Regions from separate parts of the Homo sapiens genome. Here region 1 is linked to region 2. A link is a loop called in an ENCODE intact Hi-C map of the cell type or tissue named here. Cell type or tissue: PC-9. All regions are shown on one strand. Links, peaks and the distances in the headings refer to the core of each region. The heading gives the core; the rest is flanking DNA.

Evidence for each region. Hi-C counts contacts between places; a loop is a spot of excess contacts. Peaks named below come from ENCODE experiments on the same cell type or tissue, not always from the same donor. Only the 100,000 strongest peaks of a DNase experiment are listed, where the experiment ranks them.
Region 1: it touches region 2 in a loop (7-fold over the local background); 18 of 110 quality-filtered maps call a loop at or near these places.

Annotation. Positions count from the first base shown.
Region 1 is chrX:118,454,018-118,466,482 of GRCh38, reverse strand. No RefSeq gene overlaps it. Among named protein-coding and RNA genes, the nearest start is that of DOCK11, 36 kb to the left of the region's middle. In PC-9, for the core only: CTCF peaks have their summits at 6,587 and 6,786 (motif pointing left); a DNase peak (open chromatin) is centred at 6,792.
Region 2 is chrX:118,802,812-118,815,152 of GRCh38, reverse strand. It overlaps a transcript of IL13RA1 not described here. Among named protein-coding and RNA genes, the nearest start is that of ZCCHC12, 15 kb to the left of the region's middle. In PC-9, for the core only: CTCF peaks have their summits at 7,370 and 7,571 (motif pointing right); DNase peaks (open chromatin) are centred at 7,572 and 10,842.

The DNA.
Region 1 (12,465 bases), core at 2,010-10,009, 350 kb after region 2:
CCTGTAACCCCAGCACTTTCAGAGGCCGAGGTGGGAGGATTGCTTGAGGCCAAGAGTTCAAGACCAGCCTGGGCAACGTGGCGAAACCCAGTCTCCACTAAAAATACAAAAATAAGCTGGGTGTGGTCACAAGTGCCTGTGGTCCCAGCTACTCAGGAGACTGAGGTAAGAGGATTGCTTGAGCCCAGGAGGTCGAGGCTGCAGTGAGCCCTGATGATGCCACTGCCCTCCAACCTGGGTGACAGAGTGAGAACTTGTCCCCACCAAAAAAAAAATTATATATGTGGTACAATCGCTATTATGCTAAAAAAAAAAAAGAGCAGAAAAAAAAGCTGGAAGAAAATATGCCAAAAGGCGATTTGGGGCATCAGCTTATTTTTTTTCCTGCCTTTTTATACTTTTCAATTTGTTATACAATGAATAAAAATTACTCTTGTAGTCAGAAAAAGAAGCCTCTTCTCTAATCCTATTGGATGACCTATACTCCACTGGCCAATGTTTCTATTGTGCAAACAGGCTGGGTGATTTCTGTAGGGGTGGGGATTCCAGAAGCATAAAGTTTTAGAGTGATCACCCAAGTTAGGCCACAGGGGCAGAATAGCAAAAGGGTTTTTAGAGAAATACTGAAATCTCCTTGGGGCAATCTCATTCTCATTGATTCCATTTTGGTTTTCACTTGCAAAAGAGCCCCTCGATTCCCTTCTGACATCACCTTTGGAAATCTTTCCCGTATAAGGCGGCAACATCTAGCCAGGCTGATTTAAATATTATAATATGGTTAACAGCTTCAGCCAATGATAAAAGGTCTGTTTCTCAAACAGAGATACGTAAGCCTGGGGAAGAGAACAGGCTGGGAAAGGGGGGTCGTATGTAAAACAACAAGGTGCATCTTCCTGGGTTTCCATTTTACTAGACAATGAGTAATTTTGTTATTATTATTATTATTATTATTATTTTTTGAGACAGAGTCTCGCTCTGTTCCCCAGGCTGGAGTGCAGTGGTGTGATCTCGGCTCACTGCAAACTTCACCTCCTGGGTTTAAGTGATTCTCCCACCTCAGCCTCATGAGTAGCTGGGATTACAGGCGCGTGCCACCACACCCAGCTAATTTTTGTATTTTTAGTAGAGATGGGGTTTCACTATGCTGGCCAGGCTGGTCTCAAACTCGTGACCTTAAGTGATACACCCATCTTGGCCTCCCAAAGTGCTAGGGTTATAGGCATGAGCCACCTTGCCTGGACGACAATGAGCAATTTTAAATGGTATTTTTATATTAAAATGCATTTGGATATGTTATGGAGCAGGAAGCAAACTTTGCATGGATTTTTGGAATATTACCTGTGAGTTCAACAAAATTGTGTGCTTACCACATTCATACATTTGTGCTTTGGGATACTTCAGTGGAAAGATGTGGGAAGTGCAGAAGGGCATCCCTTTGCTTCTTTGTTAGGTAGGTGTTTGATTCCTCCCAGTATCTGAACGATTGGGTTCTTCATAGAATATCTCTTTCCAACTGCTCAGGGAGCCCCAGGTGGGTTAACTGAGAATAAGATCCGTTTTATTTAACAACTCAAGATTTATTCAACATGACTAAGTAAATGGGCAGTAATAATTTCTTTTTTCCTCTCAAAGCTCATGTAATCCGTTTTTCTCCTTTGCCTACTTGGTTTGTGTCCTGGAGTTTTTGTGCAAGACTGGATGATGTATTTCTATTCAACTTTATTTGATGATGCCAGAAATCAAGTGTCATCAGGGAGATCTTTCTTATCAAGGCTTTCCAGATACAGTCTACGATTTTAGAGTCACATGTGTAGGTTCCTCTTCCCGAAGCTCTTAAACCAGCTTTTGTCGTTTTGTAATATTTTGTTCCAAACTCTAGCGTGACCTCTGTTCTCCAAGGTGATTGCAGGACATTTCCTTTTCCTTGTTTTTTTTTTTTTTTTTAGGCTGGAGTGCAGTGGCACGATCTCAGTTCACTACAACCTCTGCCTCCCAGGTTCAAACGATTCTCCTGACTGCAGTACATTTTTGACAAAACTGTGAAATGCTCTGAGATTCTCGAAAGAGAGATGAATCAGGTAACACTCTAACAGAAACAGGGATCCATTTATTCATCCATGATTTCAACAACATTTATTGAGTGCCTACTACATACTAGGCACCGTCCTAGATGTGGCGGATTCAATGATGAGCCAAACCTGACACTATCCCAGCCCTCAAGGAGCTCATATCCAGTACAAGAGATAGGTCTTAAATAAGTTAGTCACAAATGCACGAATAATTATAATCAGAATAACATAAACAGGACTTCACAGCCACCTCAACTCTACTCTGGTGTATGGACAAGAGTGTCTAGAATATTGGATTATTATTCTCATTTCTTCCTTCTCCCTAGAGAATTATCCATCTGCACCCTCTGTTATGCAACTTTGTAGTACATCCCACCCAGTAGAGTTGGTGGAGTATATTTCCCCATTCCGGGAATTTGGGGCTTGGCCAGGTGTCCTATTTTGACCAATGGGCCAAAGTGATAGTGTATCAGTTCTGAGCAGAGGCTTTAAGAGGCGTCTTGTATTCCTGCTATCCGCTAAAAGACAAGCATGCCACAGGTAACTACTTCCTTTTTGGCCTGGGTCCTGAAATGAGAGATACATGGAGCAGACCTGAACCTGAGCCTAAGAAGCCAGCCTGGCCAGGCACAGTGGCTCATGCCTGTAATCCCAGCACTTTGGGAGGCCAAGGCAGGTGGATTGCTTGAGCCCAGAAGTTTGAGATCAGCCTGGGCAACATGGTGAAATCTTGTCTCTACAAAAAAACAAAAAATTAGCCAGGTGTGGTGGTGTGCGCCTTTAGTCCCAGCTACTCAGGAAGCTGAGGTGGGAGCATCACTTGGGAGGCCGAGGCTGCAGTGAGCTGAGATGGCACCACTGCACTTCAGCCTGGGCCAGAGTGAGATCGGGTCTCAAAAAATAAAATTGAAGAGAAGAAAAGAAGAGGGCCGGACGCGGTGGCTCACCTCTGTAATCCCAGCACTTTGGGAGGCCGAGGCGGGTGGATCACCTGAGGGCAGGAGTCCAAGACCAGCCTGCCCAACATGGCGAAACCCCTTCTCTAGTAAAAATACACAAGATTAGCTGGGCGTGGTGGAGGGCGCCTGTAATCCCAGCTACTCGGGAGGCTGAGGCAGGAGAATCGCTTGAACCCGGGAGGCGGAGGTTGCAGTAAGGCAAGTTCGCACCACTGCACTCCAGCCTGGGCAACAGAGGGAGACTCCGTCTCAAAAAACAAACAAACAAAACAAACAAACAAACAACAGTACGAAGAACCCCATATACTCTCTTTGCTCAGATTCGGCTATTATTACCATTATGGCTCATTTAGGCATGCTCTCTCTCTGTGTATCCATCTATTTGAGAGTAAGTTTCATGATTTATGACCCCTAAAGACTTCAGTCGTCCAGGCTGGCATGCAGTGGTGCGAACATGGCTCACTGCAGCTTCGACCTCCTGAACTCAGGCGATCCTCCTGCCGGTATATTTTGAAGACTAGGAATATTATGTTTACATGACCACAGTACAGTTAACTTCAATTTAATATGGATATAATTTTTTCTTATCTACTGTCCATATTTCCATTTTGTCAACTGATCCAATAATGTCCTTTATAGCATCATCTCCCCCCTCCAAGATTCAATCTAGGATCTGGTATGCATTATTTGTCATGTTGCTTTAATCTCCTTTAATCTGGACACATTTCTACAGTCTTTGTCTTTTTCTTTTTTTGAAATGGGGTCTTGCTCTATTGCCCAGGCTGGAGTGCAGCGGTGCAATCATGGCTCACTGCAGCTTCGACCTCCCAGGCTCAACTGATCCTCCTGCCTCAACATTGTGAGTAGCTGGGACCACAGGTTCGCACCATCATGCCTGGCTAATTTTTATGTTATTTGTAGAAGTCTCGCTGTGTTGCCCAGGGTGGTCTCAAACTCCTGGGCTCAAGTAATCCTCCCACCTTGGCCTTCCAAAGTGCTGGGAGTACAGCTATGAGCCATCATGCCCGGCCTTTGTCTTTTTTAAAACTTATTTTTATTTTTAATTTTGTTATTATTATTTTTGTAGAGTAGGGACCCCGCCATGTTGTCCAGCCTGCTCCTGAACTCCTGGCCTCAAGTGATCCTCTTGCTTCAGCCTCCCAAAGTGCTAGAATTACAGGCATAAGTCACTCCACCAGGACAGTTTTGTCTTTTATAACATCACTGTTTTTTAAGAATGTAGGCCAGGCACAGTGGCTCACGCCTGTAATCCCAGCACTTTGGGAGGCCGAGGTGGGCAGATCACCTGAGGTCAGGAGTTCGAGATCAGCCTGGTCAACATGACAAAGCCCCATCTCTACCAAAAATACAAAAATTAGCCGGGCGTGGTGGCGGGTGCCTGTAATCCCAGCTACTCAGGAGGCTGAGGCAGGAGAATCACTTGAACCCAGGAGGCACAGGTTGCAAGATGGCACCATTGCACTTCAGCCTAGGTGACAGAGTGAGACTTCATCTCGAAAAAAAAAAAAGAGAGAGAGAGAGAATATAGTCCTTTTTTAAAAAATTGTGTTTCTTATTTGGAGTTTCTTTGGTGTTTTCTCATGATTATATTCAGGTGATGCATTCTCAGCTGGAATACTACGCAAGTGTTGCTGGGTCTTTCTCAGGGTGTCAAACCAGAGGCACATGTTATCCATCTGTCCCACTGGTGATATTAGTTTTGATCACTTGGTCAAGGTGATGTCCAATTTCTTTACTGTATAGTTATTCTTTTTGCTATGTAATTAACAAGCAGTCAGTGAGGTAATACTTTTTTTTTTTTTTTGAGACAGAGTTTCGCTCGTGTTGCCCAGGCTGGAGTGCAATGGCGTGATCTCGGCTCACTGCAACCCCCGCCTACCCGGTTCAAGTGATTCTCCTGCCTCAGCCTCCTGAGTAGCTGGGACTACAGGCACCTGCCACCACGCCTGGCTAATTTTTGTATTTTTTAGTAGAGACAGGGTTTCACCATGTTGACCAGGCTGGCCTTGAACTCCTGACCTCAGTTGATCCACCTGCCTCGGCCTCCCAAAGTGCTGGGATTACAGGCGTGAGCCACCACGCCTGGCCAGTGGGGTAATACTTTAAGACCATGCAAATAGCCTACTCCTCATCTAAATCCATTGATGACTCTTGTCTGAACCAATATTTACTATGATGGTTGCAAAATACTGATTTTCCACCTCTAGTACTTCTTCCACATTCACAATTGAATTCTACTGTAAAGTTCTCTCCCTTCTTCATTTTATTTAGCGATTTATTTATCTATTATTGGTATGAACTTATATCTTTACTAATTTTTTAACATGTCCTAATTCATTACTGTATTTAATTATTTTGAATCTCAATTTTCCCAGATTTGGCCCATGGTCCCTTCAAGGTGGTACCTGTCCTTGTGACATACCACCATCATTTATTTTGAGCACTTCCTTAATTTCTGGCATAAAAATATGCTCCAGGCTCACCTTGTGCTTACCTTGCCCAGCCCTGGAATCAGCCATTCTCTAACAAGCTCTGGTACACTAAAATCTTTTGACTCCAGCTTGCAGCGTTATCGCAACACAGTAGGTCAGCCCTGAAAACACCAAGGCTACGTTTGTGGGATCTTAATGAAAAGCTGTGTCTTTCCGGTAGAGGATATTTTCTGGGAAGTAATGGGAAACAAAATTGGTCAGAAAGTTGGCCAGAGAGCTAGAATTTTCTGTGGCAAGCAAATTGGAATCAGGGAAGGTTCCTGATCACAATTCTTGACTGGAAATTCCAGTACAAAGAATGGGAAGGGGGTGTGCTTGAAGATTGATTTAGTAGAGATTGTATTTATTAGCTGGGGACATACAGTCTGGAGGAGGCAAGTATATACAGTTGTCCCTCGGTATCCAAAGGGGATTGTTTCCAGGACCCTCATGGGCACCAAAATTCATGGATGCTCATGTCTCGTATATAAAATGGTGTAGTATTTGTATAACCTACGTACATCTTCCTGTATATATGTATGTGTGTATATACACAGTCTCATTCTATCACCCAAGCTGGAGTGCAGTGGAATGATCTCAGCTCACTGCAACCTCCACCTTCCGGGTTCAAGTGATTCTCCTCCCTCAGCCTTCTGAGTAGCTGGGATCACAGGCGCGTACCACCGAGCCCGACTAATTTTTGTATTTTTAGTAGAGACAGTGTTTCAACAAGTTGGCCAGGCTGGTCTCGAAGTCCTGGCTTCAAGTGATCTGCCCACCTCGGCCTCCCAAAGTGCTGGGATTACAGGCGTGAGCCACCGTTTCCAGCCTTCCTGTATACTTTAAATCATCACTAGCTTACTTATAATACCTAATACAATGTAAATGCTGTGTAGATATACTCTATTGTTAAACATTTGTATTACTTTTTATTGTTGTATTGTCATTTTTTATTTCATTTTATTTTAGAATATTTTTGATCTGAGGTTGGTTTAATCCATGGATGCAGAATCCAAGGATACGGATGGTCAACTGTGCTTGATTTCCTTATATTAATTTAAAAGAAAATTATGTAAAACACCTCTCTCATGATTCCTTTGTATAACATAGGAGCATAACAGCTAAGACAAACGAAACCAACTGAAATCCCAGTTTCATTCTTGTCCATGTAATATCGATTTCTTCTGCCAACATTATTTTTTGGTTTTTTGCCGGCAAAGAATACAAATAGCTGGTTTGAGCCTCATCTCCTTTCCCTGGCCACCCTCTAGTGGAGGTGAAATGAAATTATACAATGGCCTACAAACGGCAAGCCTAGAGGGAAAAAGAAACAGCTATAGGTAAATTAGGTGGTGAGATCACCACAGTTAGAGCTGGAGGGATTGAAATATCTTTGTGTCCAATCCCTTATTTTGCAGATGGGGAAACTGAGGCACAGGGAGAGGGAAGCTATTTGCCCAAAGTCATAAAGCTAATGGAAGAGCCAGAACACACTCTACTCCCTGATGTGCAGCATCATTTTAAAGAAATTTTTAAAAACTTTTCTATTAAAAAGCCCATTTTAATTCATAATTGACTTAATTTTTGTAATATTTTGTCACCTTATATATATTTTATATATAAACATATTTACATATATATTATATATATATATATTTCAGAACTTCACTTTCAGGAATGGGGATGGACATTTAGTAGTTATTTCAAAATACCATACACATCACTCCATTCCCAATTATTTTCAAAATTGTTGAAAGAAAAAGTGATCAACAAAAAACTGTCATCCAAAGAAATGGAAGTTGAGGGGGATGGACTCGATCCAAGTGATGGTTCTGTGACTTCAAATGAATTTTTATGCAGTTCTGAACGTGGGACAAGGTTATAAGAGATAATTGCTTAATGCAGTGGTCCCCAACCTTTTTGGCACCAGGCACCAGTTTCATGGAAGACAATTTTTCCACGGATGGTAGGGTGGGGTGGGGTGGGAAATGATTTTGGGATGAAACTGTTCCACCTCAGATCATCAAGCATTAGATTCTCACAAGGAGCTTGCAACCTAGGTCCCTCTCATAATGCGCAGTTCACAATAGGGTTCATGCCCCTATGAGAACCTAATGCCACTGTTGATCTGACAGGAGGTGGCACTCAGGCGGTAAAATGCTCACCAGCCTGCTGCTCACCTCCTGCTGTGCAGTCCGGTTCCTAATGGGCCACGGACATTACCAGTCCATGGCCCAGCAGCTGGGGAGCCCCAGCTTAAGGTCTACAATACACAGACCCTCTAGGTGTAAATTCAGAAGTAACTATCCTAAGTAGTGTACACCAGTTTAAATAAAAGACCTGAAATGTCTTTTTACCTGCTGATGGAGCTGGGAGGATTTTGGTACCTTTTTAATGAATAATGATGACCTTCCAAATGATGTACTGCATTGTTGTTAGCATATCCGATGGCTATCTTTTCTTGTTGATTTGCAATTTGGTTTAGCAATATAAGCTGTCGTATTGCTTTATGAGGTTTGTATTTAATAACAGCACTAGTAGTTTCCAGTTGTGCCCCACTCAATCCTTTTCATGCTCAAGACTTTATCCTCAAACTAATCCTGGGAAGGAATTGTCCTCCTACTGCTACCACTCTGGTCCAAGCCACTATCATTTCTTGCCTGGATTACTGCCACATTTTCCTAGCTGCTTGCTCAGCCTCTGGTTTTACCCGTTCTTGACACCCTCTGCCCACCCCACTCTTCACATTGAGAGCAGCCCATTGCTCTCAGAACAATGCATGAAGGCTGAGCGCGGTGGCTCACGCCTGTAATAATCCCTGCACTTTGGGAGGCCGAGGCGGGCAGATCACCTGAGATCAGGAGTTCGAGACCAGCCTGGCCAACGTGGTGAAACCCTGTCTCTACTAAAAATACAAAAATTAGCCGGGTGTGGTGGCAGGAGTCTGTAATCCCAGCTACTCGGGAAGCTGAGGCAGGAGAATCGCTTGAACCCGGGAGGCGGAGGTTGCAGTGAGCCGAGATTGTGCCACTGCACTTCAGCCTAGGTGACAGAACGAGACTCCTTCTCAAAAAAAATAAAAAGAGAGAGAGAGAACAATGCGTGAAAGCTCAAAAGGACCCAGACCCAGCTTACCTTATGCCAGTCTTCCTCATCCTTCATGTTCTACCCCAGTGGTCTTCAACATTTGTTATACATAATTCCTGACATGTTTTAAAATTGACATTTAAACTTTTACATCATAAGTTAAAATACTGGAGAGAATGCAATTTTGGCATTTTGTAAATATTTTAGAAGAAATCTTACATTACTTTTGGAATCTTACTGCCCTAGCAGTTTTCTTTTTAAAAATAACAACTTTATTAAGATACGTTTATCATACCATAGGGCTCATACCATATCAATTTGACAACATCATTCCTCTAAAAAACATAAAGACAAGCTCCTTAACAGTTGAAGGCTATACATCATTCCCTTTTCTGTTTGAACTTATAAATCCATTCCTCTTCCTCCACATATTTTTATCCTAATGATATCTTTTGTATTCTGAAAGTATTTATATAGGTCATCCTGTCGTACTTCCTTGCAGCAAATAATCAGATACACATTAAACTTGAAATAATTTTTAATTTTCTGTCAACACAATGCTCTAAAATGTTAACACTTTTCTTCTGAATTAAAATAGCTTCACAAATTATTTATTTACAATTTATATTACTAGACAATCAACATAAACGTAACTTTTCTTTTTTTTTTTTTTTGGAGACGGAGTCTCGCTCTGTTGCCCAGGCTGGAGTGCAGGGGTGGGATCTCAGTTCACCGCAACCTCTGCCTCGCAGATTCAAGCGATTCTCCTGCTTTAGCCTCCCGAGGAGCTGGGATTACAGGCACATATCACCACGCTTGACTAATTTTTGTATTCTTAGTAGAGACAGGGTTTCGCCATGTTGGCCAGACTGGTCTCGAACTGCTGACCTCAAGTGATCCGCCTGCCTCGGCCTCCCAAAGTGCTGGGATTACAGGCATGAGCCACTGCACCTGGCCACAACAATTTTAATCAATAATTATTAAGCATGAGAAGTACATTTTTATTGGAAACACAGCTCTAAAATGTATGGGGCCATTTTTAGTTCATGTTTCTGTGGATTACTCTTACTGCTGGGAGACAGGGTTCAACATCAACTTTGTTCCTATTTTTCTTTTCTTTTATAGATATAAGCATTGAGGAACCTCATTCACAAATTTAAATAGACGAGAATGGAATTTTTTTATAGCAATGCCACCCATTTCTTTGAACCCTTTCCAAGTTACATATAAAAAAGTATTCTATGATCAAAGTTATTTTTAATGATTAGCTGGCAATTATGTCCTCCTTCAATGTTACTGAAAGCAATAAATTAGAAACCACTTGACTGGCAAAAAGATATGCTACCCCATTATCAGAGTATCACTAATTTTCTCAGCACCAACACCAATATGTTGGATTGTCCTATTTATATCTCTGGAGGTTTTCACACCCTGTGGCCATGCTCCATACTAACTTTTGGGATGGGCAAGAAGTATGGTTTTTTTTTGAAGGTAGAGACTGGCAATCATGAAAGGGGAGGTGGGAAAGAAGATTCTGCAGGTTGCCACTTCTTCAGGCAGATGGATTTTGGGAATCTGAGTACATACGAAAGTGAATGATCTGGAAATTGATTACTTTAAAACTATCTATGCCTACATATGCCTTGGAAAATCTTCAAGTACCCTCAGGGGTATGTATACTTAACTACAGCTGCTTCAACCCAGGAGTTCTTGAATTTTAGTGCTTATCAGACTTGCTTGGTGTGTTTCTAAATATGCAAATTCCACACCAGGCTCCCAGAGATTCTGATTCTGGAGGTCTGGGGTGGGGCCCAGGCCTTTTTTTTTTTTTTTTTTTTTTGAGATGTAGTCTCGCTCTGTCGCCCACACTGGAGTGCAGTGGTGCCACCTCAGCTCACTGCAACTTCCACTCCAAGGGTTCAAGCGATTCTCCTGCCTCAGCCTCCTGAGTAGCAGGGACTACAGGGGCGTGCCACCACGCCCAGCTAACTTTTTGTATTTTTAGTAAAGACGGGTTTTTTTTTCTTTTTTTTTTTTTTTGAGATGGAGTCTTGCTCTGTCACCCAGGCTGGAGTGCAGTGGCGCAATCTCGGTTCACTGCAAAGTCCGCCTCCCGGGTTCACGCCATTCTGCTGCCTCAGCCTCCCAAGTAGCTGGGACTACAGGTGCCCGCCACCACGCCCGGCTAATTTTTTGTATTTTTAGTAGAGACGGGGTTTCACCGTGTTAGCCAGGATGGTCTCGATCTCCTGACCTCATGATCCGCCCGCCTCGGCCTCCCAAAGTGCTGGGATTACAGGCGTGATCCACTGCGCCTGGCCATAAAGACGGGGTTTCACCTTGTTAGCCAGGATGGTCTTGATCTCCTGACCTCATGGTCCGCCTGTCTCAGCCTCCCAAAATGCTGGGATTACAGGCGTGAGCCACCACGTCTGGCCAAGACATTACATTTTAAGCACAACTTCATGCAGGTCGTCTGTGCTGAAGAAATCCTGGGCTAGAGTATGTATAAGATGCAGAAGGCAGTTTGCCTGTGGGCTGCAGTGCATTCCCCGTGGTCTTTTTTCTTAGCTCAGGCTCTAGGGCAAGCCTCTGAATGAGGAGGCTAAGTTGCCTACTTGGTTCTGTGTGGCCACATAGGCCCCAGGGAATGAACACAATAATAGCTCTTCCTGATTGTTGATTACTGGCCAAATCCATCCGTAAACAATGCCTCCCCTAACACTTCTCCTTCCTCACTTGACACATGGCAGGTTCTCTGAGATTGCTCATGTGCTCTGATTAGTCCACAGGCCAAAGGAGGGATGTGTGTCTTTTTCAAGAATGTTTTCAGGTAATGGTGAGAGGTGATCATTAAAATTTGCAAGCCATTTGTTAAACACAGTCGTAATTTAAATCAATATTACAATGAAGTTATAATAAAGATACAGGTAATAATTACTAAAAACTCATCACTTCCTGATTATTTTACTATGTTGTACTACCATTTATGATCTTGAGATTTATTGTATCTTTATGGTACAAATACTATGTAACAGTGCTACAGTGCACCATGTTAGGTGATGTCACATTGTTAGCTTAAAATTGGCCACCGTGGGAGTATTTACACCATGGAAATTAGCAAATATTACAAATTTATTTTTGGTTTTTTTTGGAGGGTGGACTGTGAAACATTTACTAGTACACCACTGGCTGTAGGCCTTGGGCAATTCGTGACCCTACTTGTCTGTCTCTTGGCCTTTACCTGAATGAGTTAGCTGCTTAAACTTCTATTCCTAGCTCAGGGATTCTTAAAGTTGTTGAAAACAGGTTCCTGCATCCCTTCTCCAACAGACTGTGATTCAGTGCACGTTAAACTAATTCCCAGGTGCTTCTGAGGAAGGCATAGCAGACCACAATTTTAGAAGTCCCCATGGGGTTGAAAGGAGATGACTTGGAAAAAGGAAAAACAAAATATCCTGCTCTTGACGTTAGTGCACAAGAGTGAAAGCTTTCATAGAATTGCTTATAAGCTTAAAATAACTCCTTTCCCTAATGAAGGTGCATGGAAGCTTGGCTGACTTAATGGTTTATCTAACGGTTTATTCGACTGATTAGTGAATGACCATGTTAAGGCAAAAACTGACCCAAGGAAGTCAGTTTCCAATGTCTCTTCAATTACTCTTTTTCATATTGTTGTATGCACTGCAGCAGACTCAATTCAGATCAAATATTTGTTGAACATTACTTACAAGGACCTGTGATTGACTTTCACACGTATTCTATGGGTGAAATCACTCCATAATAATCAATAAAGTGGAATGATTCTCTTCTGTATCTGCTTCAACTTGATCTCCTGTGGATTTTGAGGCTTCCCAC
Region 2 (12,341 bases), core at 4,342-12,341:
GCTGGGACTACAGGTGCCTGCCACCACGCCCAGCTAATTTTTTGTATTTTTTAGTAGAGACAGGGTTTCACCGTGTTAGCCAGGATGGTCTCAATCTCCTGACCTCGTGATCTGCCCGCCTTGGCCTCCCAAAGTGCTGGGATTACAGGCGTGAGCCACTGTGCCCGGCCACAAAAACTTGTATACTAATGTGCATAGTGTCATTATTAATAACCGAAAAGGGGAAACCACTCAAATGTCCATCAATTAATGAATGGATAAAAGGAAAGAAGTGCTTTTACATGCTACATCATGGGTGAACCCTGGAAACACTATGCTAAGTGAAAGATGGCCACACAAAAGGCCACATATTGTATGATTCTGTTTATATGAAATATTCAGAAGAGACAAATCCACATAGATAGAAAGTAGATTAGAGGTTGCCAGGGGTTGGGGGTAGGAAGGAAAAGGGAGTGACTGCTAATAGGTACAGGGTTTCTTTCTGTGGTGATGATAATGTTCTAAAATTGATTGTGATGATGGTCATGTAACTGAATATATTTAAAAACCATTGAATTGTACACTTTCAAAGGATGAATTTTAAAGATGTACACTATATCACAATAAAGATTTTTTTAGAAAAAGAATATTTACGGTGTGGATCCATTTATATAAAGTTCAAACAAAGGTGAGCCTAAACTATATTGCTTAGACTTGCATACAGAGATGATCAAAAACTAAAAGAAAGCATGGAACTATTCCTATAAAAGTCAGGCTAGTGGTTCCGCCTGGGGGTGAGAGAAGAGCTTTGATTAAAAAGAGAACCACAGAGGGCTTCTGTGGCATCCTAGTGTTTGATTTCTGATCTTTCTTGGTGGTTACATGGGTATTTCTTTTCTAACGATTTGTTAAAAATCTACATACATGTTTTATGCACATTTCTGTATATCTGTTCTATTTTCAATAAACTGTTAACATTAAACTCATTCACCTGAGTGTATGTGGACTACACTGAATTGTTAAAATATTGGACTGAGCCAGGCTATTGATTCCAGATATTTCAAGAAAAGGGTTCCTAAATTAAGTGTCCGTAAGATTAAAAGAGGGAATAGGAGTGGAGAGAGTGTTGGATAGAGTAAAAAGATTTGACTTTCCTAAAAGACGTGCTTCTTTGGTTCCTGTGCAAAGCACTAAAGATAGGGAAATAGTGGTAAAGCATGCAGGCTCTACAGCAAAACCAAATAGGTTCTGCATCTACCACTTAAGTTTTAGTTTCACAATCCTTCTGGGCCTCAGTTTCCATATCTGTAAGTGGAGATTATAATATCATCTAGCTAAAATGTTACTGTGCATATTAAAGAAGATTATCCTTGTAATACCTTGTGAATATTTTTTTTAGATAAGGGAACTCACTGTTGCCCAGGCTGAAGTGCAGTGGCCATTCACTGTACTCATCATAGCTCACTGTGGCCTCCAACTCCTGGCTTCAAGCAATCCTCCCACCTCAGCTTCCCGAGTAGCTGGGACTATAGGTGCCTACCACCACACCCAGCTGAGTATGTTTTTTGACATGTAAGTGCTTTATAATTGGCATCTGTTATTATTTCTTTCTAAAGCTCGTTATGAGATACATTAATTCTGAGTCCCTGTTGTATGTCTGTTATTGTCCTATTTTCCATTTATTCTAGATACCATACATGAAAATAATACAATTGCATTTTTTTTGAGACAAGGTCTCACTCTGTTGCCCAGACAGGAGTGCAGTGGCGTGATCTCAGCTCACTACAACCTCCGTCTGCCAGGCTCAACTAATTATCCTGCCTCAGTCTCCCGACTACCTGGGATAACAGGCGTGCACCACTACCGCCTGGCTAATTTTTGTATTTTTAGTAGAGTTGGGGTTTCACCATGTTGGCCAGGCTGGTCTTAAACTCCTGACCTCAAATGATCCACCCCGCTTGGCCTCCCAAAGTGCTGGGATTACAGGCATGGTATGTGTAATTGAAACTGACACTCGGAGAGGTTAAGTAAGAAGCCTGGAGTCACACAGCTTTAAGAGGTGGCGTAATGTTTTGAAAACAGATCCGTCTAATTCCAAAGCCTTTGCACTTTCCACGTTTTCTTGGAGTTGAATATAACCATCATTCAGTGGGAAATTCAAATGATGTTTAACCAAATACTGTTTTATTAAGCTATTTATATGACTTAATAGGAGAAAACATGTCCAAAAGCCTGAGAGCTTTGTGTACTGGGAAAGTTTATATAGTGCCAATGTAACATTTCAGAGCAGACGTAAATCTCTTGCGTTCTCTAAATAACACCTGGTAAAGAGATGTTCTTAGAAGTTGCTTAAGTTGCAATGATCTGGCGGGTTTTAAAGTCTGGCCAAACCTAAGGAATATAGCAGTAGGATTTCCAGGTCACAGGAAGTGTATTACCAGCAGGAGAGCACACGCCACCAAATCTGAGGGAGTGCAGAGTCAAACTCCTAATGGGGAACCTGGCATCCAAAACTGTTATTTTGTTAATTCCTCTAATTCTGCCCCAGTTATCTGAACACAGGAGAGTGCCCTCCCAAAGCACCACCATAGAGGGGCCCAGCAAAAAGTCCAACCAATTCTGCATAGCTGCAACACCTCAGAAAATGTAGGCCAGCCTGCTGGTCTGGATTGACTGAAATGACTGAGACCCAAGTAGCCCTTTGGGAAATCATGGTAAAATCATGGTGCTGGGTGCTTCAGAAATCCTTGCTGACTGATCAGCTGGACTGCTGTGGCAGAGACAAGATCTAGAGCAAGTGGGGGAGGAGGGTGGGGTCCAGAGGCAGAAGTCAGGCTGGAAAGCCCTGGGGGCCCACTGGCAAGAGGGAGACTGGCAAGAGGTAGATCAGGATGGTGGCCGTTCCGAATGTGTGTGTGGTGAAGGGAGCATTAAACTACAACCTGGGGCCTGGGTTCTATCGCTCTTGAGTTAATTAATTAATCTCTGGATATATCAGTTCCCCCACCCATAAAATGAAAATAATAATAGGACCTATCTCATTGTATTGTCATGAGGAACAGATGAAATCATGGACATGAAAGCACTGTGAAAACTCTCATGGTATATAGAAATATGAAGCTAAGTGTTCACTTGTTTTGTTTCCTTGTGTAGCCCCAGCACCTGGACAGTGTCTGTCATATAGCAAGTACTCAATAAACATTCATTGAATGAATAATATTGCACTAGAGTTCGAGTACTGACTGTTTAGAATACTAGGTGATCATCACAAGCAAAACTATGAGATGGGTGAAAGTAAGTTCTCGGCTGGGTGCGGTGGCTCATGCCTGTAATCCCAACACTTTGGGAGGCCAAGGTGCCAGGATTGTTTGAGTCCAGGAGATCAAGACCAGCCTGGGAAACATATGGAGATCCCATTTCTACAAATAATAAAAAATTAGCCAGGCATGGTGATGTGGACCTGTGGTCCCAGCTACTCGAGAGGCTGAGGTGGGAGGATCATTTGAGCCCAGGAAGTGGAGGCTGCAGTGAGCCGAGATCATATCACTGCATTCCAGCCTCGGCGACAGAGCAAGACCCCATCTCAAAAAAAAAAAGAAAAAAAAGCAAGTTCTTGCATCCTTCCATTTGGAGCCCTGTCCCCTGTCCCTTGACAGTGCCCTGGAGGTATTAAATATCCAGCATCCTCAGCCACCTCATTTTTCTTCACTCAGCCCACCTTGGTATCAGTGATGAAAAGAATGATAGCTGCCATTTGTTGGAGGCATATTATGTTCTAAGTGCTAAGCTTCACATGCACATTCTCAGCTTGATCTTCAAATCCACCCCCACATTTAATGGCTATTTTTCTTGGGAAAAAAAATACATGCTGATGACTCTAAAGCTCAGTTTTCTCATCTAGGTTGCAAGGCAAATCCTGTTACAGAAACTGACATGATTCCTGTTGGAGTTTCTGTTCCCAGGACTCATCTGGGCTCAACTCAGGCCCAGGCTTGAAATTGTGTGGCAAGGGACCCAACTGCCATAGCCATGCCATCAGACATAGCTATGATTGATGGGGGACAAGGGTCTCAATCTGCGTGAAGGCACCAAGGCTCTGCTATCCTCTTTCACAACTACATGGCTAGGAAACAGCAGCTGTCATTCAAGCCCAGGCAATCTCTCTTCAATACTTTGTGACACTTAAGGAAGCAGATGGAACAACTTGACAAATGGAACAGCTTGTCCAAAGCTGCTCACCTGGGCTCACAAATCCTTCCCCTCAGCCAAGAGATTTTTCATAAAGGAATGCTAATCTCTTTGGCACACTGCCCTTTGCACCCCTACAACCTTAAATGCTGGGTCCACTTAGCAGGTTCAGAACGTTCTGGCAGGCTCTCTCATACCATCCCACCCTCCCTGATTCTTATGTCATAGCCCTATCAGAGTTAGAAATAATACAATTACTTGTAGAATAATTTGATTACCTTTGGACTCCACCAAGTGCCCCTGAATTCCATGAGAGCCAGGTAGAATTGACTTTCTTCTCCACCACTTCCACAGTGCCCAGCTCTGGGCATAGTACAAAGCAAGTGCTCAATCAATATTTATCAAAGAATAAATGAATGAGTGAAGAGTAAGCAAATAAGTGAGATGGAAATGTAGAACAGAATAAATGTGGTAATTGCTCTCAAACCTTTGAAGAGCTTTGCTATGGAAGAGAGAGGATTTTTACTATCTTTTTTTTTTTTTTTGGTGAGAAAGAGTCTCGCTCAGTCGCCCAGGCTGGAGTGCAGTGGTGCCACCTTGGCTCACTGCAACCTCCACCTACAGGGTTCAAGCGATTCTCCTGCCTCAGCCTCCCGAGTAGCTGGGACTATGGGTGTGCACCACCAGACCGAGCTAATTTTTGTATTTTTAGTAGAGATGGGGTTTAGCTATGTTGGCCAGGCTGGTCTCAAACTCCTGGCCTCAAGTGATCCACCCACCCCAGCCTCCCAAAGTACTGGGATTACAGGCGTGAGCCACCATGCCCAGCCCAGGATTTTTATTAACTTTTTATTTAGAAATAATTTAAAAATTACAGAAGAGTTGTAAAAGTAGAACAAATAATTCCCATACACCATCTATGCAGATCCCACCAATTTTAAATATTTTGGCAATTTGTTTTTATCACTCTCTCTCATTACTTACATATTAATGTTCTTTTTTTTTAGGAACTATTTGCAGGCAGGTCACATGCATCATGCCATTTTACTCCCTAATGCTTCAATGCATATTTCCCAGGGACACAGCCATTCTTATAGAAGACCATTACCAAAATTAGGACACTTGATAGTTGATGCAATATTGTAATCTATGTCCTTACTCAATTTTGCCAATTTTGAGTGAGGACTTTTTTTGTTCTGTTTGGTTCTCCAGGGCATAAGGAAGATTAATGGGAAGATACATGATAAAAATGACTTTTTACTCTGGAATTTGAAGATAGATCCAGAAAATTAGAACTATCAATAAATAAAATGGCCTTTCTCCATAAATAGGGCACTCCCTGTTGCTGCAGGGATTTAGGCAGAGACTAGACGATTACCTGTTAGGAACGAGGGAGGGGATATCTCTTATGAATATGAACTACAGAATAAGCTTTTGTGTGTACTTCTGCAGGCCAGGTGAATTATATGCTATGTACTGGGCTTGATTCTCTTTTTTTCACTTATCATTTCTCATGTCGGGGCTGGTCCTTGCGTAGCTGAAGTAACCAACCATGGCATGGGGTTGAAGCAACCTCAACGTTCCATCAACCTGGAAATATTTTCCCCTGACACCTTCTACAAACAGGTCAGCCCTGGAATAATAATATTAACATGTATTATGCACTTACAATGAGCAGGGCAATGGTGTGCTTTGTAAGTGTCAACTCATTAAGTCTCCAAAAGCCGTAAGATGTAGCTATTACTATACTATAATCCCTATTTTACCAATGAGGCATCTGAAGCTCAGGTGGGTTTTGGTATCTTGATTTGGTTCAGGTCTGATGTGTTAAAAGATTTCAGAAATTATGATCAAGTTGTTCAAATAAGTGTATATGGAGATTTTTAAAAAGCAGTTCGGCTGGGCACAGCAGCTCACGCCTGTAATCCTAGCAATTTTGGAGGCTGAGGCAGGCAGATCACTTGACCCCAGGAGTTCAAGACCAGTCTGGACAACATGGCAAAATCCTGTATCTACTAAAAATACAAAAAAAAAAATTAGTTGGTGTGGTGGTGTACACCTGTAGTCCCAGCTCCTCAGGAGGTTGAGGTGTGAGGATTGCTTGAGCCCAGGAATTGAAGGCTGCAGTGAGGTGTGATCACATTACTGCACCACAGCCTGAGCAACAGAGCAAGACCCTGTCTCAAAAAATAAAAAATCGGTTCAATTATTTAAATGAAAAATAAAAATGAAAAGAAATAAACCAAAAGATAGTATTTCAAGACTTCAAGAACATTAGTATTTCTTTGTCTGTTTATACCTATTCCTATTTTCATTAGGGCAGTCTAATTTGGAGGAGTTTTAGGGGGGGTTCTTTATTTCTACATTTCCTGATTTTCTAGTTGTTGTAATTGTTATTTTTTAGACATGTTTTCACTGTAGTTGACATGCTAATTCAGAATGAAAGATCTTCCTAGAGACTGTCCTATGTAAAGCAATTGAATCTCCCTGCTGTATTACCACTGTAGAAGACAGAGGAACAAGGAGGATGGCCCCTTCTTTCCCAGTCTTATAGGTTTCATAGTTTTCAGAACAGTTAATTTCTGGCTAATTCCTACCAATCCTTAAAATTTCAGCTTAAATGTCACATCCTCAGAAAAGTTTTTGCTACCCTGCAAGACTAGGTCAGAATCCCCTGTTACCTGTTCTCACAGCCTCATCGACCTTTTCTTCATCTCACCTCACTACATCTCACTGCATCATTGACCTTTCCTTCATAGCAATTATCACATTTAAAATGATTGTTTTGTCTTTACAGTTAGACTGTAATACAGGTTTCTGAGGGGACCCATCTATTTTTGCTCCCAAATGTATCCTAGTACCTGACACACTGTGGCCACTCAATAAATGTTTGTTGAATGAAAAATGAGTAAATGAAAATCCAGTTCCACTTAGGAAAAAGATGCTAGCAAAAGAAAACATAGAAGAGTAAATTGTGCCCCTGGAGGCAAAAATTCAGTATTCTAGTATCAAAGGTCAGAACCAGGCAGTGATGAAGTCAAAATGAGGGGATTTGGGAGATCCGGCAGAGGGTGGTTCAGGCAAGAACTTTGGTCAGTTGCTAGAGCACAGTAGCAGCAGCAGCATGGAGTATCTCAATCCAGTGCTAGGATGCTGTAGCTGACTGAAAGTATTCTGCTTTCAGGGGTTCAGTCCTTCTGGAAATATGCTACAGAACATGTGCACCCATGGTTTCCTTCATTGGGGACAGAGAAGTAGAACTAGGCAGAAAAGAATTTAAGGAAGAACTATAAAAGGCTTTTGAGAGGAAGGGTCTTGCTGGTTCCAAAATAATGTCCTCTCTCATTAAGTGGCTTTCACAAAGCTGCCATTACAATTTCTACATGCAGCCCCCAGATGGCAGCAGTGTGTTACTCTTGGGCTGCCAAGTTCGTGATGAAGTCTCTGCTTTGACATCTAACCTACCATGCCATGACTGCCCCCAGAGCTAGCTTAGATTTGGGTTGTCCTCACACTGTGCTGAGAGGGCTTGCAATGTGTCTTATTTTGGGAATGACCTCATTGGTCTTTCCCTGGCAGCTGGCTCCCATAACCCTGACTCTTGAAGCTGCCCTCCTCTCATTGCCATCCGTGAGTGTCCCCAACCCTGTAGGAAATCATAACCTAATGGTTCCTCTAGCATACTACAGTGAACATGTCCAAAATGAAATTCGTATTTCTCATCTACTCCCCATTCCCCACCCAAGCCTGTGCTTCTCTATAACATTTTGAGCATCTCCCTCCCATTCATGGAGTCCTGGTGAGTCAACCTCTAAACTACTTCAGATCTGTGTCCTCCTCTCCTGTTTGCCAGGCATGGAGCGGATCCTCTCCACCTCTTGCCTAATCCCTAGGTCATCTGCTTATCTCTGTCATCTTTCTCTCACAATCCATCCTTCCACTCTACTCAAACTCCTTCTGAGGACAGGGATGCCCCCTTTTGTTAATCTCTTCAGATTCTACTCTTGCTTTAATGTGCAGACCAACTAGCACTGCCCTCAAAAAACTTTTCTGGGTATCCTCCCAGCCCCGACACCCCCATCATTTTTTCCACTGCCTGTATACAGCACTTTACTTGGACCTCCTTTCATAACTCTAATTGCTAATATTCTGTCTTGTTGATAATCCATTATTTATATACATAAATATGTCACTCTAGCCCTTAGCCAAGGTGGCAACCATGTGGCACAAGTACATCAACACCCCCCCACCAGTACCCAACAAGAGACATCACTGATAGATCTTAGCCATCTTCCCACTGAGCCCAAACCCAATCTCAAAATCCTTCGGGAAACAGTATTCCAGAAGAACTGATCCACAAAATGAAACAAATTTGCCATTCCTGCACTGGACTATCAGCAATAATAGGACAGAAAGTATGCACTGCACCTGTAGTCCCAGCTACTTGGCAGGCAAGAGGATCACCTGAGCCCAGGAGTTTGAGACTAGCCTGGGCAAAATAGTGAGACACCATCTCAATTTTTTAAAAAAGAAAAGAAAGCATGCTCTATTCTTTGAATCTACTACAGCATCTCGTACACGATCTATATTCGTCAAAAGCCTTCTTGAATGAATTAATAAAAGCACAAAGTGGAATAGCATAGACACTGATCATAGGAATGCTGCTCCCAGACTCCATGTTTCAATACTGCTGCTATGAATATGGGTGTGCAAATATCCCAAGACCCTGCTTTTAATGCTTTTGCATAAATACCCAGAAGTGGGATTGCTGAGTCATATGGTAGATCTATTTCTTTTTCTTTTTTCTTTTTTTTTTCTTTTTTTCTTTTTTTTTTTTGAGACGGAGTTTCACTCTTGTTGCCCAGGCTGGAGTGCAATGGCACGATCTCAGCTCACCGCAACCTCTGCCTCCCAGGTTCAAGCAATTCTCCTGCCTCAGCCTCCCGAGTAGCTGGGATTACAGGTGCCCACCACTACGCCCGGCTAATTTTTGTATTTTTAGTAGAGACGGGGTTTCTCCATGTTGGTCAGGCTGGTCTGGAACTCCCAACCTCAGTTGATCTGCCCACCTCGGCCTCCCAACGTGCTGGGACTACAGGCGTAAGCCACCGCACCCAGCCTAGGTAGATCTATTTCTAACTTTTTGAAGAACTACCATTCTGTTTTCCATGGCTGTTGCACCATTTCACAATCCCACAAATAGCACACAAGGATTCTCATTTCCCCACATCCACACCAACACTTTCTATTTTATGGGTTTTTTTTTATAGTGGCCATTCTAATGAGCGTGAGGTGATATTCATTCACTTTTATTGCTAAGTAGTATTCCATGATGTGACTGTACCAAAAATTGTTCAACCATTCACCCACCCATTGAAGGATATCTGAGTTTTTCTAGTTTTTGTAAATTATGAATAAAACCATTATAAACATTTATGTAAAGTTTGTTGTGTGAACATATGTTTTTATTTTTCTGGGATAGAGGCCCAACAGTACAATTGCTGGACCATGTGATAGTTGCATGTTTCGTTTTTAAACAAACTGCCACTCTTTCTCAGAGTAGCTGTACCATTTTATGTACCCACAAGAAATATATGAGTGATATGATTTCTTTGCATCCTTACTATTATTGAGGTGTTGTCATTATTTTTATTTTAGCCATTCTGAGAGGTCTGTAGTAATGTTACCAAAACAGCAGGAGTTCCATCTAGGTCCTGTTTTCTCACTGCACAGAAAGGCAAACACTGAGACAATGAGTATTGCCAAGGAAGAAGGCTTTAATCAGGTGCAGCAGCCAAGGAGACAAGAGATCAGTCTCAATTCCATCTCCCTGACCAACTAAAATTAGGTGTTTGTATAGCAGGGAAGAAGTGAAACCATGTGTGGGAAAACAGGAATTAGGGAGGGATAAGGAAGAGGAGTTGGTCAACAGGAAGCAGTTGGTTTGTCAGCCAATCAAGAAGGGTGAGGGATCTGGCTTCTCACTGTCCGGATGTGGTGATTTGGTGATTTTCAGATCCCGGATACTTTCTGGGAGGCCTGATGGTTTGTTTCCTGAGAAAGGAATTCAGATAAGACAAATGTAACTTTCTCAAGTTTTAAGACTGGAAGGATCAATTTCTATGTTTATTCAAAGAGATCAGAAACATCAGCTCTGTGGGACAATTGGGTTGGTTTCATAGTCACATGGTCTGTATATTTCCCAGTGGTATTCAAGCCAGCAACTTATAGAAAACTGCATGATCAAGTGTAAACTCAGCAGATTTACAAAGCACACACTTGACCACAGATAATTTTTCTCAACCTAACATTCAGACCCATAAGCCTATTTTTCCACCTTGCTTTAAAATTTTCAGTGCATTGTAAAATATCAGAAAAGGATTGCCCCATATTGGTCTTAATTAATCCATGCTGAAGTACTCTCTTTTAGTATCACATTTCCAATTTGTTTATATTGGTCCTTATCATGTGGGAAAAAATTACACAACACAGATATGCTCTGTACTACCATTTGCAAAAACATTCCGTAGACATATTAGAAGTTGGCATTTGTGTGTGTGTGTGTGTGTGTGTGTGTGTGTGTGTGTGTGTATGCATGGCTGTGTTTTTTTTCTGTTTTAAGGAAGACTATGTCTTGGTTGTGTGAGAACTTCTAAGCTTCAAGGCCAAACTTCAGTTTTCACTTCCTTCACAGATGTCTGACTACGCTTATAAAGAATTTCCAGAATTTGTTGGGCACTGTGGCTGACGCCTGTAATCCCAGCACTTTGGGAGGCTGATGCAAGTGGATCACTTGAGGTCAGGAGTTCGAGACCAGCCTGGCTAACGCGGTGAAACCCCGTCTCTACTAAAAATACAAAAATTAGCCAGGCGTGGTGGCGGGCGCCTGTAATCCCAGCTACTTGAGAGGTTGAGGCAGGAGAATCACTTGAACCCAGGAGGCAGAGGTTGCAGCGAGCCGAGATCGCACCATTGCACTCCAGCCTGGGCAACAAGAGCAAAACTCTGTCAAAAAAAAAAAAAGAAAGAAAGAAAGAAAGAAAAAAGAAAAAAAAGAGAGAGAGGAAGGAAGGAAGGAAGGAAGGAAGGAAGGAAGGAAGGAAGGAAGGAAGGAAGGAAGGAAGGAAGGAAAAGAGAAAACAAGAAGAATTTCCAGAATCCAATGGGATGCTAAACAAATTTTTAGTCAAAGCAATCTGGAAGGGAAAAAGAGCTACTTTGTGGCAGCAGGGCTGTATTCATTCCTAAATGCCAATGTAGTACGATTTTAAAGGCCAAACAATCATTTGTTCCCAAATTCTCACCCCTGTATATTACAAAGCATCATTATTTAAAAAATCACCGTGAGCCTTATTGGATCCTGATTCAAGCAAATTGTAGGAAAAAAAGACTTATGAGACAATTGGGGAAATGTAAACACTGACTAGATAATTGAGAATATTAAGCAATTATTGTTTAGTTTTAAAGTGTGATAATGGTATTGCAGTTTTTTAAAACAAAAAGGGTCCTTAGTTTGTAGAGATATATACTAAAGTATTTACAGATGAAATGATGTGATGTCTGGGACTTGCTTAAAAATAATTCGTCATGTAGGAAGTAGGAAATGGGTGGCAGTATAAATGAAATAAGATTGACCATTTTGATAATTGTTGAAGCTAGTTGATGGGTATATGACCATTCACTGTAACAGTCTCCTTACTTCTATATATGTTTGAACTTTCCCATAATATTTTTTTAATCCACCATAAAAGTGGTAGCATGGTTTGGGGAGGCTCCTTGTAATATGAATTTTATCCAGAAATGGTAACCCACAAACTTCTTAGCCCTCCTTGGCTACATTAGCAAAGATGAATTGATCAAACATCTTATGAGGCAGAGGCCACAAGGAACAGGAAATGAGGCAGGACAAGTCTGAAAAGAGGAAGTTAAGAAAGGCTTGGAACATGGACTCTTGCCAGAGTGGACAAGCTATTGCCAACCACTGAACGAAAGGGTTTGAAGTGTAGCAGCTGGAGAGAGGATGCTAAAAGAAAGTAGTAGCCTCCTTAGGGGGAAGGTGTCTTGTATATGCATGTTGGTGGGGGATAGTGGGGTGGAGCTTGAATGTTCAAGGCTGTAAAACAAACTCACCCTTTGATTAGAGCTATCTTTGTCTCCCTTTGGAAACATCATGA